2 separate regions of the Homo sapiens genome follow, and region 1 is linked to region 2. The links are chromatin contacts, found by Hi-C in ENCODE. All regions are on one chromosome and are shown on one strand. The core of a region is the stretch at or near the end of the contact, and the rest is flanking DNA. Distances in the headings are between cores, read along the strand shown.

What was found. Hi-C counts contacts between places; a loop is a spot of excess contacts on that map. Pooled maps may share reads with other maps.
Region 1: a pooled map shows a loop between it and region 2 (34-fold over the local background). The contact joins the promoter of CSRP1-AS1 here to the promoter of DDX59 in region 2. A Hi-C loop is called at or near these places in 5 of 50 pooled maps.

The regions. Positions count from the first base shown.
Region 1 is chr1:201,504,890-201,511,396 of GRCh38, forward strand. CSRP1-AS1 (CSRP1 antisense RNA 1) reads left to right here and starts at 2,324. Exons shown (of 2, transcript NR_160747.1): 1 at 2,324-2,530. It overlaps CSRP1 (cysteine and glycine rich protein 1), which reads right to left and starts at 2,234. Exons shown (of 6, transcript NM_004078.3): 1 at 2,181-2,234. It overlaps LOC124904484 (a long non-coding RNA gene), which reads right to left. Exons shown (of 2, transcript XR_007066793.1): 2 at 4,835-5,112. RefSeq lists a silencer at 1,936-2,565.
Region 2 is chr1:200,668,657-200,675,652 of GRCh38, forward strand. It overlaps DDX59 (DEAD-box helicase 59), which reads right to left and starts at 1,251. Exons shown (of 8, transcript NM_001031725.6): 1 at 1,111-1,251. DDX59-AS1 (DDX59 antisense RNA 1) reads left to right here and starts at 851. Exons shown (of 3, transcript NR_110787.1): 1 at 851-966. RefSeq lists a silencer at 665-1,404.

The sequences.
Region 1 (6,507 bases), core at 1,074-3,573, 840 kb after region 2:
GGAGTTCAAAAACAGCCTGGCCAACATGGCGAAATGCCGTCTCTACTAAAAATACAAACAATTAGCTGGGCATATTGGCAGACACCTGTAATCCCAGCTACTTGGAAGGCTGAGGCAGGAGAATCGCTTGAACCCAGGAGGCAGAGGTTGCAGTGAGCCAATGTCACGCCATTGCACTCCAGCCTGGGTGACAGAGCAAGACTGCCTCAAAACAAAAACACACAAAAAAGCCCAAAAAAAACCTACGCCTTTTTTCTCTCACCTGCTTGTCAATCTACCCAAGTGGAAAAACTGGCTAGTAACTATTTGCAAGGTTTATGAGTATCCCGTAGGCCAACTCAGCTGAAAGACCATTGCTACCCCACTCATTCATCAAATGTTTGCTGATCACTCAGTCAAGTGTCACTACACTCCCAGGCTGCAACTCTGGCCCAGTCAGGACTCACTAGCTCCAGAGGCAGATGCACATGTGTGCAATTAAAAGAGCAAACACCTGGGCCAGGAAGGCAGGTGCTAAGACAGACCACAGGCAAATAGGCCACAGCACCCCTGTTTTTCCCATTTTATTAGCAGGCCAATTGCAGAGTTGATGGGCCTTCTCTTTAGTTTCTCTCCTGCTTCTTCTTCCCCATACCCTCCATCCTGGGCATCTCAGGCCTTGCAGACAGTTCTCTCCTCCCTCTCCTCTAACCCACACTACACCCTCTGCAGGATAAACTTCCTTCCTCGTCTGACTGCCTCCGCCCCGGATATCCTCTCCAAGGCAAAGAGTCATTCACTGGAAGACCGTGAGCAGGAGGAGGCTGGATTTAGGAAACAATGGGTAAAAGCTGCCCTCCAGCAGCTGAGGGCTGAGGACAGTCTCTCTCAAAAGAGGTAGCCAGAAACCAGCTGGAGAGTCAGGAGGCAGCAGTTGAGTGAGAGCAGTTGAGGGGAGGCTCAGTACCCATCCCCAAATCCCACCTGGGGAAAATCCCCAACATGCAGTCTGAGAGGACAGAGGGAGACAACCAGCACCTCCAGCCTCCTTAGCTTCTGGGAGGAAGGCAAGGGATGAGGGGAGGACAAGAAAGACAGTAACTGAGAGATCACTCCTGTGTTGGAGGTTCTGTGTAATATGCTCCCCAAGTAGCATCCCTGAAAGAAACTGAGACATTGAGAAGTTAAATAGTTTGTCCAAGGAAACCTGCGCGTTAAGTGGCAAATCCAAGAGTCAAAACTCTGCCTTCCAAACAATCCCACCAAGACTCCAAGCCACCTCTTCATGATATACTGATATACTTTCTACCAGGGCCCAGTGGATTTCCTCGGTGCCACTGTGATAGTATCCCAGCGTGGGGAGAGCCTGCCCATTCATTCACTCTCAGGGAGCAGCTGGTGGGTGGCTGGAGCCCAGGGCTCTAGGCAGAGCCTGAGCCCACTATTGCTCCAGCCGATTCCTGGGTCCTGGTTAGTTCACAACAGCACCAGAACCAGAAGCATGCAAAATATTCTCTAGTCTGTACCAGTAGATACAATACCTGCCTCAGAGGGCTGATTGTTAGCTAACACATTGTGATTTGCTTTAAATGTGCTCAATACCAGCCCCTTTATCACTTCCCAGCTTTCAAGGACTGAGGCCACAAAACACTGACTGCAGGCTCTTTCAGGTTTCAGTAACCATCACCACCTAGCACCAAGATTTGGAGTGGAGAGGTTTCCATGCAGTTATTTCACAAGAGGGAAAACTCACACCTGCGCTCAGGGACACAGATGTCCAAGGTCAGGCCCAGATGTTTGCCCCACCCCGCCCGCGGGCATTTTCTCCCCAGCAGGAGGGTGAGGGAGGGGGTGGCACGGATGCCCTCATCTCTCTGCCATACAATGAGCGTCAGTGGCGCGCAGAATCGCCGATTGTTCTGCCCGACTTGCAGGCGGTTGCGGGGAGCCGGGTCGCCCTGGGTCACGCACACGCGGAAGTCAACTGTGTCCAGGAAGCCCAGGAAGGCCCGGGATGGGGACGGACCTAGTGCCTCCAGAAAAGAGCAGCACTGCCCGGGCTAACTGCGGTCACTTCTCACAGTTCCCCGCCTGCGACAGCCCCGGGGCTGCGGCGGGGCTGGCAAGACCGGGAGGCGCTGAGTGCGTGCCCAGGCGCCCCTCCGCGGCGGGCAGAGCCGCGCGACTCAGGGCGCACTCACCTGGCAGCTGGCTCGGCGGCGCAGGGGCGGCAGGCGCTCTCGGAAGTGGCGGCTGGGTGCGCCCGGCCTGCGCGCCGTTTTGTTCCGCTCCGCGGAAGGCGTGTCCCGGGCCACGCCAACCAGTGGGCTTTGCACACTGCACCACTCCAGGGCTGATGTCATGGCGCGAAGCCCGGCGGTGCTGCCCTCCTAGGCCCCGGGAAGGCCGGCCGGCAGGGGCGGGGGCAGGAGTCGCCGACTCTGGGGGTGCTCCGAGCTCGTGCTGCGGTCCCACTGTGCGCCCTGTCGCCGCCACCGCGGAAAACGTCTTGCACGTGCGAGGGGCATTTCAGGAGTTTCCTGTCTGTCAGGTGAGAAGGCGGAGATATGACCTTAGAGGTCAGACCCATGATAAACTTGAGCCCCTAACGAAAGGGTGTCTCGAATTTACTTGTCCTGGTGGCAGAGGGTGAGGGACACATTTTGGGCGCCAGGGTAAGACAGACCCTTCCAGGGCAGGTCTGATTCTGCCCATCCACTCACTAGCTGGGCCCTGGGCCTAGACAGCCCTTCTGGGTTCAGGGTCATCTGTGAACGGCGTGTAATCTACAGGGATGTGAGGGGCTAAAAGGAGATCCGGTAGGACCCGCAGACCTTCAGCAGCACCCGGCATGTAATAGACACTCAATAAATGTAACTCCCCCCTCCAACAGCTCTTGCCCCTCAGTTTTTCCCAGTCTTCCCTGCTACCCTAAGGACAACACCTGGAAAAAGGTGTTCTCCCGCAAAAGCAGCAGTTCTGAAAAGTGGGTGCCTCCATAGAGGCTTTTCTCTGGGGCTCCAACCTTCAGTAGGACAGACACAGGCTCAGGCCACTCAAGCTGCCCCTGGGGCAGTTTCCAGGGGACATTCTGTCCACACCTCCTCACCCAGTCCCCAGCCCTTCCTGAGTGCCCCGTGCAGGCATTTCAGGGAGCAGAGAAGCTCACAGCCTCCAGCTGGTCACCCTACACCCCAGGTGGCCCATAGATGCAGCTGCTATGTCTTCCACCCTGGGCAGGTGTCAAGGGTTCAGGCCCCAACCGGCTTCACTTAAAGCCCTGGTTTGCTGAATCAACTTTTTGCCAGGAATAAAGTTAAGCATCTTATGATCTAGAAAATGAAGTATTTGGCCAGGCACTGTGGCTCACGCCTGTAATCCCAACACTTTGGGAGGCCGAGGCAGGCAGATTGCTTAAACCCAGGAGTTCGAGACCTGGTGAAACCCTGTTTCTACAAAAAAATTAAAAAAATTAGCCAGGCGTGGTGGTGTGTGCCTGTAATCCAAGCTACTCGAGAGGCTGAGGTGGAAGGATCACTTGAACTCAGGAGGCAGAGGTTGCAGTGAGCCAAGATTGCACCACTGCACTCCAGCCTGGGCGACAGAGCAAGAGTGTTTCTCAAAAAAAAAAGTGTTTATCTAGGTTTTTCTTGCTTTCTACCATAAGTAACATCTTTCCTTTGGCCAGGTCCATCCTATAAACAAGGCCCTCCAAGATTAAAATGTCTAGAAGCACACAACCAGTGTTTCTTGCAGATTGGGCCATCTTCATCTGACCCAACCAAGATGAAGGAGGAGAAACCAGAAGAATTTCTGGTCACGGCTGCACTGACTAAGCAATAGTTAAACAGGTCCATTAAACTGCAGAACCACCATCAGTGTCAGAGACCAAGGGCTTCCGCCCAAAGATGGCGATCCCATGGGATTTCCCCCTCTCCTTTCAATTCTCAGTATCTTGGAGAGATGAGCCTCGGAGTTTTGCCCAGGATTTTACAAAAGGGCAAACTCCTACATTACCTTCTTTGGTCTGGGTTTGTCCTCTCTGGAGTCATGGGACTGTTGATAGATTTCCCTGTGAGGACATGCCAACCTGTGCTGTGAAATGGCTTTAGGGTAGATCCAGAAAAAGAAGAGCAGTCACTGCAGTCACACTTGGATTTCTCCCAGATCTTAAAGCACCTTATAAACAGAATGGCTGTACAATGTGTCATCTAAACCAGAATGCTTTGGATAGTAAGTGGTATGTGGTAGTATTCGTAACTACACTAAGGCAACAGGACTATCTCAGGCAGTCCAGGGCAGATGGTCACCCCTCTTTTCCACCCAAAGACTGTCAGGTCACTTGTCTTAGGAGCTGTCTACGCAGAGCTACAGATGAAGCCAAGTAGGACCTGCCTTGTTTGGTGTTTTTCCAGAACCTCTCACCTTCTGACTATATTATTCTCCCAGCCTGCTGCCAGTTACTTGGGCTTGGTCTTAGATAGCACATTTGCAGATAAAGAAGACTTGAGGGATGAGGAAGGGCTTTGGGATTGAGTTGAGTCAAAGGTGATGCTGGGGTTACCCACCATGCAAACAGGAACAAGCCTGATGTTGAAATGACAGAAAAATCAGTAAACATCATCAATACTTGGGACATCCTTAAGGCAGAGATTCTCATTCTGCAGAGGTTCTCATTCTGGCTGACCTCATTTATATAACCATATCTAGACTGGCCCGAGCTGGTCAGCAGCACCCACATCTGCAGAGACAATGCAGTCAGAGCTCATCACCAATAAATTATCTGCTAGGGGTTCTAGAAGGAGGCTTGGCACACTTAGGGGCTTACCTGCTTCTCAGGACTCTCACAAATGTCTAACCTTTTCAGTATCTTTATGTTCTCTCTGTGCACTCTATTTCCCAACACTTCTGGGTTGGTATTTGATGGCTGCTAGGAATGAAGTGGGGCCTGTTACAGGCAGGAAGTAGGGCCCCTGTCCTCCAGCTTCCAACTTTGTCTGCTGCTTCCTCTGGCATCTTTTCTTCTCTTTCCTCCCTCATCAGCATCCTGATGCTACATCTTCTCTCTCCTCTCCTGTGGTGAAACCCTTCTTTTCCGCATTGATCCCAAGTGAAGAGGACCTGAGTGTGAGGCTGAGGAAAGAGTAAGGGAATGTGTCTGGCTTAGCTCTGCTCATCATCCCAGAGAAATTAGAGATCCAGTCTGGGCTGGAGATCTTCTTGTCCATCCTTCCATCCATCTGTCCATCCATCCATTCATTCATTCACCCATCCATCCATTTGTTCATCCATCTGTCTCTCCATCCATCCATCCCTCCCTCCATCCATCCATCCATCCATCCGTCCATCCACCTGTTCATCCATGTATCCATCCAACCATTCACTCAGAAGACATTTATTGGGGCCCCACTCTGTGCTGGTCTCTAGGTTCTGGGAATACAAGGAAGCCTATAATTTGGATCCTGACCTCAAGAAGTTTACTCATCTAATGGTCTAAAAAAAGAAAAAAAAAATCCAGCCCTAAACTTGCAGTTTGAGTCTCAGCTCTGTCATCTATGATTTAAAATACTAATGATGGCTGGCGCAGTGGCTCATGCCTTAATCCCAGCACTTTGGGAGGCCAAGGCCAGCAGATCACTTGAGGTCAGGAGTTCAAGACCAGCCTGGTCAACATGGTGAAACCCCATTTCTACTAAAAATAGAAAAATTAGCCGGGTATGGTGGCATGTGCCTGTAATCCCAACTACTGTGGAAGCTGAGACAAGAGAATCGCTTGAACCTGGGAGGTGGAGGTTGCAGTGAGGCGAGATCCAACCACTGCACTCCAGCCTGGGTGACAGAGTGAAACTGTGTCTCAAAAAAACAAAAAACAAATAAAATACTGTTGATAATGAGGAATAATTATAATTATTAAGCATTTACTACCTGTCAGGTACTTTACACAATTGTCCCCTTTAATCTTCGCAGTAGCTGTATGAAGTAAGGACTATTTTTACCCCCTGCTTTGCATGTGAGGAGACCAGGGCTTACAGCAGTAGCTAACTTAGTAGCTTTGTGACCATGGCCTAGGCCTCAGTTTTCCTCATGTGTGAAATGGGAGGTTGGACTAACTCAGTATTCTCCAAAATTTCCACTGAGGTACCTCTGACAGCAAAGAAGTAAATGTAAGGAACCCACAGTGTTGTCAGAATCAATCCACTCCCAGTCCTTGAAGTCTTGGGGTTTATTGCAAAAATTTATTTGAATTTTGCATTCTCCTTGGCACATAACTGTATTTGTCTTCATAAAAAGATAATGTTTAAAATGACTCACTGGCCAGGCACGGTGGCTCACACCTGTAATCCCAACCCTTTGGAAGGCTGAGGCAGGTGGATCATTTGAGTCCAGAAGTTTGAGACCAAGTTTGGCAACATGGTAAAACCCAGTCTCTACAAAATATACAAAAATTAGCTGGACATGGTGGCATGCTTGTAGTCCCAGCTACTAGGGACGCTGAGGTGGGAGGATCGCTTGAGCCCAGGAGGTAGA
Region 2 (6,996 bases), core at 1-2,500:
TTGGTGAGAATTCCCATCTCCCCTTGTTTTCCCTCCTTCCTTCCCAGATCCAGGAGATAATCAACTAAGAGCCAGGCACCCTTTTAAGTCCAATATAAAACAATTTACAACCTGCTCTCTCTAAAGTCTATCTAAGAGCTTCCTCTGCACAATAAAACTTGGTCTCCACAATCCTTTATCTCTAGCCTGAACATTCCTTTTTATGGATCCCAGGTCTTTAGATAACCTCAACCAGATAACGTTTACATTTACCGATTGAGTTGCCCCGCCTTTCTAAACTAAACCAATGTATTTCTTAAATGTATTTGATGTCTCACGCCTTCCTAAAATAGATAAAACCAAGCTGTACCCCAATTTCCTTGGGCACATGTTCTCAGGACCTCCTGAGGACTGTCACTGGCCATGGTCACTTGAATCTGGCTCAAAATAAATCTCTTCAAATATTTTTCAGAGTTTGATTCTTTTCATCAACCCATATCTATACCTTTTTACACCAAAAACATGTCTTTGCAAAATTACAGTTATTGGGAATAAGGCTTTTAACCTAATCTGGGGACTATCAAATATACTAATAAATATTTTTCTTAAAAAAATTCTTTGTTTAAACTGCCAGATTCCAACTTCCAGAAAAATTCCAACAGAAATGCAACCGAGGGTCTAGAATTACTATCCTAAATCTCCGAAAATGTACAGGGGGTGGCGGGCGGGGCAGGGACGGCTCTAGGTGAGCAGGAAAAAGCTTGGAACTCAGTCTTCCAATGGCGAAAGGGAACGTGCTCCTGCTGGGCGGGACGGCGGACGGCTGGCGGCGGCGCGGCCTCCAATTCTCGCCAACGCGCCCCGCACCCCCGTGCACTGGCGGGCCCTCCCCTCGGGCGTTGCCTCCCACCCACGCCCGGCGGCACCGCACCCCGAGGCGCTTCACGTCACGGAGCTGCTAGGAGACGGGCGGGGCTCCGGTTCCGGGTAGAGGCCTGGGACACGGGGAACTGTAAGGATGGGAGGAAGGCCGCGCAGGGGCACCAGTTCTGCCGCCGCGGCCTAGCGCCCCAGGTCCCGGAGAAGGGGCACCAGGGCGGCCAGGGGCCCAAGCTTCCGGGGCACGCTCACCCGCGCAGGACTGAGGCCGCGTCCGCTCCCGCTCCCGCTCGGGCCGTCTCCCCCTTCCAGGCTCCAGGCCAGGCTTCCGCCCGACAAGCCCTGACCCGCTCGTCAGGACTGCGGCCCGGGGTTGGTGGTGCGGAGCGGAGCGGAGCGGAGCGTAGAGTAGAATCCACTTCCCCGGGTTTTGGGAGGGGGCCGCAGCCCGCTTTCCGGGCGGCGGGGAGGCGGGGCCACCGCGGGGGCGGAGCTCGGCTGGGAGCCGGCAGTGGCTTGGGAGGGAGGGAGGGAGAAGGAGAGGGGCGGGAAGGCTCCTCGCGTTTTCCACGCCCCCGCCCAGCTCTGGGCTGGTGGTAAATCTCGGAACTGGTCCGGGCTGGGCGAGTTCTGGACGGAGGGGCACGTTTGGGAATCCTCTTGGAAGAATTTACGTAATCGAATGGGCTGGGACTGGTGGAAAAGAGTTGGACCGTCCGGAAAGAAGCAGGAGGGCGGCGCGGGGGCCTGGCACCCTTAGAAAGTGGGAAGTGTGAGTGTAAAAGGGAGGGGCACTTCTGCCCGTTGGGCCCAAAAACCCTTTTCTGGCTTTAGCTAGTAGAGCCACTCAAAATTTAAACGGAGTCAGCTTGATGTGGCATATATGATAAGCTGGATAATATTTCCTGCACCACCGCACCCCTCCCCCCACCCCAACACCAACAAGAAAATAACACAAGTCACGGTTCTTGTTCCTTGTGGGCTGACATTTCCCTGTTTTGCCAACCTCTGGAGCCACGTGTCCCAAGCAGCTTGTAGTTGAGAAGTGATGGGGGAGAGGAGACAGCACGGGAGAGGAAGGAGGGAAGCCAGCTTATATTCAGGTGCCTTAAGTATTTAAAAATATTTTCAGTGTAATAGTCGATGCATTCAAAAGAGCATATTTACCAAATATGTAAAATTTAAAGTATGCTAATGAAACTATCACTCCACCACGTTATCAGTATTTAGCATGTATCTATGCATCTCCAGGATTCTACTCCTGGCCTCTTAGCTCACCACCACTATCTTCAGTTTTGTCCCTCTTTGCCATTTTTAGTGGTTTTATCATATTTGGATGCATTCCTGTGTATTGGTGTATTTTTCTTCTTTTTGAGCTTTATAAAAATACATATAGCCTGGAATTCGCTTTTTATCACTCAACATTTGTTTTTTTGGTTCATCCAAGTTGTTACGTGTAGTAACAGAACATTTATTTCTTACTGCCTAGTCAAAAGGAAGTTTTCTCCTGTCAGGAATGTATTCAATACTGTAGCGGATAGGATTATAAATGCACTTTAAGTATTTTCTTTATTGATGGGAACCACACAGACTAAATGTATCAGACTTCCCAAGTTCGTAGGTCACATACCTATAACAGAACTCTTTTCCTGGGTTTTGTGACATTTCTAATTGTTGTAATTTCTTTTGCCATTATAAAAATTAGTCACTTTTGAACCTAATTTGTATTCATCATTCTGAATCTTTTTCTTTAAAAGCCTCCTCTTTTCCAATTATATAAGCTCATACCCCATAAAACCTGAATCTGCCCCTAGTAATTACTAATAAGGCTAGTAGGAGCATTCTTGTTCACCTTCTGTGCATGCGCTGGACTCTAATTTGAACCTAGGATTAGCACTGCGGCATCAGAGGCTATGGGGGCTGTTCAGCTTTCAAAGATAAAGCAGAAATGTTTTCAAAGTGGTTGTACCAATCTATACTGCCACCAGTACCGACCACAATTCTCTCTAAATCCTCGTTATTTTCACACTTCTTACTTTTTGCTAGTCTACCCAGAATAAATACCATGTTTTTGTCTTAATTTGCATTCCGTAATTACTGATAAGGCTGAGCACTTTGAAATATGTTATTCATTCATGTTTTCTCTTCCTCTTCTAAGGATGTGTGTGTGTGTACATATATAAATGTATATATAATGTATATATGTATATATAATGAAACATTCTTTTGTTAATTGTAGGTGTTGCAGATATCTTCTCCCTGTTTATAGTGTGTTTTCAAATAAAAAAATTTTTTGACTTATTTTGAAAAAATCAACCTTATCAAAAAGTTTCAGAATTAATGAACTCCTGTATACCCTTCACATAAGTTCACAGTTTGCTATATTTGCTATATTAGTGTGTAGGAGAGATTATATATATAAAATATGTATACTATAGATATATATTTTTTTCTGAACCATTTAGGAGTAAGTTGTAGCATGTGTCTCCAAAGACAATGATATTCTCTTTTATACTCACAGAAAAATGTTCCAGTTGAGGTTGTTTGTTTTTTGAGACAAGGTCTCACTCTGTTACCCAGGCTGGAGTGCAGTGGTGCGATCTCGGCTCATTGCAACCACCTCCCGGGCTCAAGTGAGGCTCCCACCTCAGCATCCCGAGTAGCTAGGACTACAGGCACACCCCACCTGTTAGAGAGAATTTTTTTGTTGTTAGAGATGGGGTTTTGCCATGTTGCCCACGGTGGTCTCCAACTGCTAGGCTCAAGCTATCCACTTGCCTTGGCCTCCGAAAGTGCTGGGATTACAGGTATGAGCCACTGGGCCTGGCTCAAATTTAGGTAGTTTAACATTGATGAAGTAAGAGTAGCTAGGACTACAGGCACACCCCACCTGTTAGAGAGAATTTTTTTGTTGTTAGAGATGGGGTTTTGCCATGTTGCCCACGGGGGTCTCCAACTGCTAGGCTCAAGCTATCCACCTGCCTTGGCCTCCGAAAGTGCTGGGATTACAGGTATGAGCCACTGGGCCTGGCTCAAATTTAGGTAGTTTAACATTGATGAAGTACGAGTAGCTAACATGCAGTCCTTATTGAAAATTTACTAGTTGTTCCATTAAGGTGTTTTAGAGCTATTTTTTTCCCCTAATCCAGGATTCAGTCCAAGATCTTTTCATTTTCTTTATGAAGTGTTTTTTTTTCTCTGTTTTTTTTTTTTTTTTTTTTTGAGACGGAGTCTCTCTCTGTCGCCCAGGCTGGAGTGCAGTGGGGCGATCTCGGCTCACTGCAAGCTCCGCCTCCCGGGTTCACACCATTCTCCTGCCTCAGCCTCCTGCGTAGCTGGGAGTACAGGCGCCCGCCACCACGCCCAGCTAATTTTTTATATTTTTTAGTAGAGAAGGGGTTTCACTGTGTTAGCCAGGATGGTCTCGATCTCCTGACCTCGTGATCCGCCCGCCTCGGCCTCCCAAAGTGCTGGGATTACAGGCGTGAGCCACCGCGCCCGGCCTTTTTTTTTTTTAAAGAGACAGGGTCTTCCCTCTGTCACTCAGGCTGGAGTGCAGTAGCCCGATAATGCTCTATGGCTAGTCTATGGTCAATTTTCATATATTTTTAAAACCAGAGAAGAATGTTTATTCACCATTAGATAGATACATGATACTTGCAAATAAATCAAGCTTGGTATTTCAGATATTCTATATCTTTACTAATGTTCATGTTCAGATTTCCCCATCAGTATTTCCCCGTCAGTATTTCTCTTACCTGTTAGTAGATAAAATAGATCAAGCAATCAGTCTCCCATTATAAAGGTAGATGTGTTCATTTTTCCCTGTAGTCCAGCAATTTTAGTTTTGTGTATTTTGGGGGCCATTTTATTTTAGAATCAATATTTGTAAAGCAATTCAAGCATTAATGTGTCATGGAATCTTAGGTTTGAATGCATTCATCAGAGTCCAATCACCACCCCTTGCTACTCTCCATACCCTTGTAGGAGGAATTATTTTATAGCACCCTGCTACAGGACCAACTGGCTTGTTGAATGCTTTTAGAGACAGGGCGCTTCCCACCTTACAGGGCAGTCCAGTTCTTCACTGGAGAGCTCCATGATTATACTTACTATTTAATTAGACTCTCTATGGCTAGGCATTGTGCAAAGCATTTTAGAAACATTGTCATATTTAATTCTCACTGTAATCTTATAAAGTAGGCATTTTATCCCCATCGTACTAATGAAGAAACAGGTTTAGGTAATTAAGCATCTTGCCCAAGGTCACACAGCTAGGTAGTGGCACAGCAGGAATTGAAGCCCAGGTCTGTCTCCTAAATCCACTAGACTACACTGCCTTCAAGCTTTTCTTTATGTAAGTATAAAACCATATCCCTTTAACTTTCAATCAGGAAACCTGGTTCCAAAACCATTTTTAGTGTTCCTAAACTTCCTAATCTGTTGGAAACCTTAGACATAACTCACATTCATGTGTTCCATTACTGTGCCCAACTTTCCTTAGTTTTCTTATGGAAGCTTTAGACCTTTGCTATATGTTTGTATTATTGTTACTTTTGGAAAAGTAGCCAATCTTGATGAGCAGGATGATTCATTCTGAATGAATGAATGAATGAATGAATGAAGCCTAGTGAGTAGCAACTCATTTCTACATATGAGTTAGGATGCTGGATGAAACCTAATTTTTAACATCAAGTTCTTCACCTTTCAAGGTTAATAAGTCAAACCTCAGAGCCACTCAGGTCTCACTTGTGGCTCTTTCCTACTCTTTTCTTTAATCAAAAAGCTCAGAATCAGGTTTCCTCTTAGGTTGCACCAGAGCACAGTATAATTAATCTAAACTCCCATTTCTGTTTTCTTCACAAAAGATCTTCACGGAAATGGTTTTATGATGGTCTTTTAATTGTGGGGCCACAGAAAACATTATTTATAGTAGGTCACATGGAAATCACAGATGGCGTTACTAATTCAATTTTAATATGCTTTATGGCAGGGAGGGATGGGAAAGTATACAAAGGTGACTCAATTAGACAAGAGTTGTGGAATGCATACATCCTACATAACCATTCTAAGAGTTTGCCTTAAGCTGTGTCTTAGAACAGGAAATGCTGCAATAATGTGAGCTGACCTGTATGTTATTCTCATGTGCTGTTGAAACATGTATAGAAATAATAATGCCTAGCATTCTTTCATCTTGGGAAACTTCAGTCTCACACGTATTAGTTTATAGCTACTCCTTACTCTTTAATATGTGAGGCTTGGAAAGCCCGTATAAATTCTGATCAAGGTGGATACAGGAAAGCACAGTTTAATAGTATTTAACTGCCATTGATTTTTTTTTTCCACTTGTATCATCACAATGAATCAGATCAGAACTTGGACCTCAGTACTTTTTCTGCCTTTGGCATCTTTTCCTGATAAGTAGTATGACCAAGTATTCAAATTCTAAGAATTGAACTATTTACTCATTCAACAGATTTACGACATTTGCCATGTGCCTAGAACTGGGAATATAATGATGAAATAGGAAGTCATAGTCTTTGCCCTCACCAAGCTTCCAGCAGGCAGGTGGAGGAGGGAGACAGACAATTCCACAGTAAGTGCGGATAAGGGAATTACAGGGTTTCATAGGAATGTAAGGATGGGTACATAAGCCAGACCTGCTGAATCAGGGAAAGCTTCCCAGAGGAAATGGCATCTAAACTGAGATCTAAAAGCTGAAGAGGAATTGGGACAATTAAAATAGGAAAAAGAAGAGGAAGGAAAGGCCCAAAGTGAGATATAGCACATCCAAGGAACTGAAATAAGTTAGATATTAGTCTTCTTAGATCAAGTTATACTGCAGCAACAAATGACCCCAAAATGTCAGTAGCATTTAACAGCGAAGATTTATTTCTTTATGCTGCAATATGGAGAAATGATAGTGGGGGATGCTAAAATATGGAGAGAAGAATGTAGAGGGTAAAACCGAGGTAGGAACCTGAGGCAATATTTCAGCCTGAAGAGGAGCGTGGCCTGAACTTTAGGGTAGCCTGAATTAGTGGCAGTGGAGAAAAAGAGAAGTAGACAGAATCAAGAGATAAAGAGAAAGTTAGGTCAATAGTTCTTCTTGATAGATAGGACGTGGAGGGTGAAGGA